2 separate regions of the Homo sapiens genome follow, and region 1 is linked to region 2. The links are chromatin contacts, found by Hi-C or POLR2A ChIA-PET in ENCODE. All regions are on one chromosome and are shown on one strand. The core of a region is the stretch at or near the end of the contact, and the rest is flanking DNA. Distances in the headings are between cores, read along the strand shown.

Region 1 (3,207 bases), core at 382-2,881, 1.0 Mb after region 2:
ACAGAGAGTATGTGCGAGGTGAACCAGTAAAAATAACAATAACAAGTGCAATACTAAGAATAGTAATAATGATAGTTAACACAGTGCTTTACATGTGTGATCGCTTTGAACAGGATTAAGTGAACACATGAATAGGACTGGCAGGGAGTCTTTCTACTCTTCATTAGCGAAACAGGAGAGGACATATACAGTACTTAGGATTTCCACTGGCTTACTTTGTTTTCTGAAAAATAACTGAAAGGCTCAATTAGTTTTGTTTTGTCGCATTTATCAGATTATAACGTTCTGGATGTGGGTCTGGATGTGGGTAGTTGGGCTGGTGTGGGATTACATGAAATCAAACCTGATATATTCAGAAAGATTCTTCCGGTGGACACATATGCCTTTTGGGTTCGATATTCAATTTTGTAATTAGTGATCACTGTTCCTATTTATTTATTTATTTATTTGAGACGGAGTTTCGCTCTTATTGCCCAGGCTGGACCACAATGGCGCATTATCGGCTCATCACAACCTCCACCTCCCGGGTTCAAGCGATTCTCCTGCCTCAGCCTCCCCAGTAGCTGGGGTTACAGGCATGTACCACCATGCCCGGCTAATTTTGTATTTTTTAGTAGAGACAGGGTTTATCCATGTTGGTCAGGCTGGTCTTGAACTCCCGACCTCAGGTGATCCGCCCACCTAGGCCTCCCAAAGTGCTGGGATTACAGGCGTGAGCCACCGCGCCCGGCCTGAATGGGAGTTTTTAATCCGTACTTTTTTCTTATTGAAGTTGAATGTCATATACCCCTCTATTTCCCTAGATGAATCCATGAAAGAAGTATGTTGCCCTCTATATGAAAAAGCAAGCTTGTCTTCTGCAGAAAATCAGTAACCACTCCTTTTTACACATAAATACCCCCAAATGAATCTCCGATGACTGATCTGATACTAGTCTGCAATTCTAGTTTTAGCATTAGGCTCACTCCTCATATTTGGGAGAAGATGTCCAATTCTGTAGTAATGTGTAACATAAAGTGGTGTCAATTTATAAATAATATCTTCTAATGAATTAATGCTCATTTGCAATGATCACTTCCATACAAATTTAGGTAAAGATGTTATTCAGAATTGGATTCTCTCTATTTAAAAATGTCATCCTAATGTGCAACTCCCTAAAACTGTTACTACAAACAACTATTTTGCCACTCAGCCTAAAAATAAAACCTTTCACCCAAATGACACATCTTAATAGCCATATTTTAATCTACGTAATTTTAAACTATTCTGAAAGAATCCATTTCTAGATGTCAGACAAGAGTTGAAACTGGGACAGCAGTTTGAAGGGGCTAATTTAAAAACCCACTTGCTTGGAGACACCTCAAGAATTTCTAGGCTCACAAGGTGGGTGAAGTAAGGAAAGAGACTAAGAGCTGAACAGTGCCGTTCTTTGCGAGCCCCCACTGGCGCAGGCTGAGCCGGCTGCGGCTAGGGCTGCGAAGAGTTAACGAGGGACCGAGCCCCAGCGCCGCGGGCTCCCCGCATGCTCCCTCCGCCCTCCCGTCCCCACCCTCTCGTTTTGGCAAGGGATTAAAGTGCTCCCCCCTGTGGCAGCAGTGACCCAGAAATGAGTTTGATTCACATAGTCCTTCCTCCATAACAAGCCAAACGCCAGACCGAGAGTGCCTCCGTGCGCGAGTGCCCGGTGTGTGCGCGCCGGCGAGAGCAGGGGCCCGCCCGGCTCCCCGCCCGCCGCGGCCCGAACTCATGCAGCTCCGAGCGAGCGAGCGGCGCCCAGCCCAGCGCCTCGGCCGAACCCCTCCGCAGCAGGTACGCGCGCGGGCCGCGGGGGGCGCGCGGGGTGGGCGCGCCGCGCGTGTGTCCGCGCGTGTCCGCGTGTGGGTCCGTGTGCGCGTCCCGGTCCCGCGGCGGCGACGGCGGCGGCGGCGGCGGCGGCTGCAGGACGAGCCGAGAGGCTCAGCCATATTTGATGGTTTTGTTGCTTTGCTCGGGAGTTCTCGGGAGTAATTTAATGCCGAAGGTCGCTGCCTAGTGGAAATAATATAATACGTCATTAATATGGCGCCAAAAGATTGGGTTCTCGATCTGTAGCGAGGAGGGAGGGAGGCAGCCGCTGAGCGCAGCGTTACTATCCCACCAGTAACTTGGGCATTGCCGGGGCGGGGGCCGGAGGAGGAGGAGAGGATGATTTTTGGATCCTGAGAATTGATCTATGTTGGATCAGTAAGTTTTATTATGATTTTTTTTTTCAAATTTGGGGGGCTGAAGACTTAGAGCTATTTCTTCTTTTGGATTTGCGAAGAACATGCGGTTTTCAGGTGAATCATCAATTAAACGCGTTTAGGAGCAGAAGCCCAGTTTAAGTTGGCTTTAGTTTATAGGTTTTTTTTTTTTTTTTTTTTTTTTAGAAAGCCAAAGTGCATTAGGCTGCATGAAAGTGGAAAGCATAGTAGCAACTTGGTAGACAGATGGCAATGGCAGAACGCAGGTTCGCGTACATATATGAATCCAGAGTGTGTGAGACCGTGTGTGTGGTGGGACTGTATTTGTCCAAACATAGGTGTGCGTAGGTACATCTGTGTGTGGTGGCCGCAGCCCTGGCTCTTGTCACCGCGTCACCACATGTCCAAAATATTCATTGCATCAATTCAAGGGCAGTGAGAGGGGGGTGGGGGTGGGGGTGGAGGGACAGTTTGGCAATTAGATTCTTCCGAACTGGGCTTCCAGTGATCAGATCTTTTACTTACAGCGCGACTGCTTGTAAAGTGTAAAACCCCTTAATCGATGAAATGGGGTAGGAGTTGGCGTTGGTAGAGCAAAGTACCGATTAATCGTGAACTTAAAGGGGATTGCAAATTGCAACCTTTGGCACCATCTGCAAATTGTGGGGGTGGGGTCTCTTGGTCTCCTTGCTTCCTTAAATGAACGTGTAGTGTGTACCCCGGGACTGCAAGTTGCAGAGCCCTTCAGTGCACGTGTCTTGTGCCTGTGAGTCTGTGTTTGCGAGTTGGGGGCTGTTGTTCGGTAGCCAGCAGGCTTTCCGGGTTGCTCGGCATTGGCTTGCAAATGCGGGAGAGGGATGGAATGTGGAATGTTGACCGGGGAACCGAATCCTGTCGGAACGGTCCCATTTGCTGGAGAAATTCGATCCCTTCCACCTCCTTCCCGCTCCCCCCCGCCCGCCTTCGGGCAGGAGGCGGGGCTGAG
Region 2 (3,234 bases), core at 636-3,135:
TTTTAACCACTGGGTACTCTCACGTCCTGCCAGTAATTGTAAGGAACGTGATGATAACACCACTTTGCTCCTGGCCTCAACTTCCTTTTTACTTTGATATTTTAAGTGGTATTTTTAATAGGAAAAAAAAAAAACATTCTTACACCCTCAAGTTGTATAGACAACATGGATAAACTAATGGAATTAAGATAAATTAATTGTACTAGGAGAATTTCAGGATATTCTGGAATAAATCTAGATAGTGATGGCCGATGTCAGAAGAGGTGTGTGAGGAGAACTGGTGGAAGTCACAGGCGCCCAGCAGGACCAGGGCCCAGGGTTCAGTCGCAGGGCAACGCCCAATCCCTGTTCTGCTCACGAGCTGCCCGCTGGGACGCCGAGTTCTGCGGTGTCTCAGAGCGCAGCTTCACCCAGGGGCTCCACGTCTCCTGAGTGCTCATGAAGGGAAGAGAGGCCTGATTGATTTCTTCAATGTAGAGACCAGAGCCCAAGCAATACTGTACAATCCAGTTGCCTCAGTATTGCCCTTGAAAATGGATTTCACGTTCATTCTAACAGCAGCAGGAACTATAGCCACCCTTGCTGCTGCTGCTGCTGTAGCAACATTATTAATAGTAAAAAATCTAAGTTATTTAAAGAAGTGGACAACTAGGGATAATCAGAATACTAAAGAATCTAGTAAACAAAACAAACAAACAAAAAAACACGCCTGTTTTCAAGATGGATACCAAAATGGAACAGGAAAACACACAAAGAATTGGATGAGAAGGAACAGAGACTAGATGAAGAGGACGGGGAGGAACAGGGAACAGACCAAGGACTGGCAGAGAAGGAACAGGGCACACACGTAAAAGTGAACGAAAAGCAACAAGACAGCCAAATTTCTTAAGTGTAACATAAAACTTGGTTAATTACAGACAGGCAACACATGCCGATCAAACCAAGAGGGAGGGCGCTGGACCACACTGGGCTCTTTTTTGAGGACCACAGGGCAGCGGCTGGAGGCTAAAGCACAGACTTGGCTGGTGTGAGTGGCACACTTAATTAAGGTCACTTTCCTGTAAAACTGGTTTCCAGAGACAAGGGTCAGCGGCGGGGCCAGCATCTTTTAGAAAGGTGTGAGGAAAGGTACGTGGAGGGAAAGTTGTCAGTGTGATCTTATTTCTTGACAGAAGTTTGACTTTTGATATTTCAAATCCTGCTGATGAAAAAAGAAAAAAACCTAACATGTGCTCATCCCGCTTTCGCACAAGAGTCTGTCCCGGGCTCGGCAGCTCCCCCGGGGCTGGACAGGGCGGAGCGGCGGACGTCGGACAATGCGCGCCACCTCACAGAGCCGGGCGCGGCGGGCCTCCAGCCACAAGGGGAGGGCGCCGGGCTGCACATGGGCCCCTCGGGGAGGCGAGGCCTGCGGGCGAGCCCTTCTGAGGGCAGGGGGTGAGGGGGCGGCGCCCGCCAGCCAGGACAGCATCCTGCCGCCGTGACAAGCACGCCTCCGGTTGCCAAAACAACCCAAAAATGTGCCTCAAAACACGTTCGCAAAGCCCCGGGCCGGCCGGTCGCCTGCCTCTCACCTAGCCCGACCGCCCGACGTCCTACTGCCGAGCGAGGGCGAGCAAGCCAATGTGCCTAGCCTCCTTTCCCCGATCCTCCCCGCCCCGCCTTCCCGCTTCTCCCGCCCCCGGATAGCTCAGCAGCCTCCATTTTCCAGATCTTTCTCGAACCCGCAGCTTCTTGGGCAGCCGTTGCCCGAGTGCTGACGGAAGCGGCCGAAGTCCGGGCCCGGAGCTGGCTCGGGCGCGGAGCGGAGGCTCGCGCGCCTCCCGGGCAGCCGAGCGCGCAGGCGCAGGTCCCAGTAACCGCCGGTTGGAGGCGGCCGAACCGCAGTAGGGAAAGACCCAGGCTGCGGGACGCGGTGCAGGCTGCGGCGCTGACGGCCTCTGCTCCTTCCGCGGGTTTCCGACTCCCTGCCCTAGATTTTCTGCTTAGCGACTTGGGGTCCCCTCTCGTTTGCTTCTGGTAGGAGTCGCAATCCCAGCAGCAATAGCCCAGAAGAGGACACGGTTCCCGTACCGAAGGGTTCAGTACCAGCAGCCCGACCATCACGCGGCGGGATGTCTGTGGTTGGCATTGACCTCGGCTTTCTCAACTGCTACATTGCTGTCGCGAGAAGTGGCGGCATCGAGACCATCGCCAATGAGTACAGCGACAGGTGTACCCCGTAAGTGCCTCTGCTGAGCATCACCTCGACCCTAAGAAACGTTTTTCTCTCCCGTCCTTAACGTTTGTCCTGTCTGCTCGCTTCCTCGGATTTTCCCCTAACGTGCGCCGAACCCCGAGATGACAGGTGCAACCCGTCAACCGCAGTCCCTAGAGACCGCCGGGTGGCAGTCGGACTTCCTCGCCCCGCAAAGCTTCTTTTCCTTCAAGGACGAGGGACCGCACTAGTTTGCGCAGCTCTCTTTTCTGTACCTACGCACGTCCCCTGCCTCGTGCCGCTGTCCCCCAACGCCTCTTTTGCTTGCGAGGAAGAGGTTGCTGTGGGACAGCCCCTGGCGTCCGGAATATTGAGAAAGATCTCCGGTTGCCTCTAACGAGGTTTACGTGGGATTATCGGCCCCGCGCCAGCTGCCCTCCTTCCTTTCCCCGTCCCTCTGGGTGACAGCTTTTTCTCAGAAAAGTAAAAAGTCAGCTTCGGCTGCACACGTCAGAGATGAATTGCAGGTTCATCTGGCCCCGAAAGCCTTTTTTTTTTTTTTAAGGGCGGGGAGTGAGGCATGTGGGGTTTTACAAAACCCAGTGCCCTTGAGAACTGCAGGTAATGGAGCCGGTTTACAGGGCCAGGTCAATGGTGCATTGATAGGGAGAGCCTCGGGATGGGAGTCACTGGCCTTGTGCATTGGTAACTACGTCAGTTGCTGGAATGCGGCGGGGTTGGGTCGGACCAAAAGCGTGTTTCTGCAGAGTGAATTGCCGGAGTCGGGGGCAGCTGTCCCGTATAAACATGACTGTGGAGTGATTCTATTATGAACGCTTAATGAAAGGCTTAGGAGGAGCGGCGTTATGTCATGGAAACATGTTTCCACATGTTCCGTTGTTTCTCTGGCCTGGGAAGTTTGTTGGCAAGGAATATAATGAAGTAATTCTGAAATATGAAAAACTAGTTGCTGCTTATAGGCTGCTGTTACTGGTAATTTTATGAGGAAACCAACTGTATGAAACCTATATTACTTT

What was found. Hi-C counts contacts between places; a loop is a spot of excess contacts on that map. ChIA-PET counts read pairs that join two places held with the same protein, here RNA polymerase II (POLR2A). Pooled maps may share reads with other maps.
Region 1: a loop to region 2 is called in a map of GM12878, with 16 times the contacts of the local background. The contact joins the promoter of JADE1 here to the promoter of HSPA4L in region 2. A Hi-C loop is called at or near these places in 2 of 168 maps with a recorded cell type or tissue (GM12878 and naive thymus-derived CD4-positive, alpha-beta T cell), 13 of 37 single-sample maps with no recorded cell type and 25 of 50 pooled maps. POLR2A ChIA-PET finds 5 or more read pairs at or near these places in 1 of 52 experiments (activated CD8-positive, alpha-beta memory T cell).

What each region holds. Positions count from the first base shown.
Region 1 is chr4:128,808,069-128,811,275 of GRCh38, forward strand. It overlaps JADE1 (jade family PHD finger 1), which reads left to right and starts at 1,632. Exons shown (of 11, transcript NM_199320.4): 1 at 1,632-1,809. RefSeq lists silencers at 1,455-1,934, 2,445-2,564, 3,195-3,207 and an enhancer at 2,035-2,144.
Region 2 is chr4:127,780,437-127,783,670 of GRCh38, forward strand. It overlaps HSPA4L (heat shock protein family A (Hsp70) member 4 like), which reads left to right and starts at 1,886. Exons shown (of 19, transcript NM_014278.4): 1 at 1,886-2,221. The coding sequence starts at 2,115. RefSeq lists silencers at 1,247-1,416, 1,697-1,766 and enhancers at 1,907-2,056, 1,956-2,948, 2,557-2,636.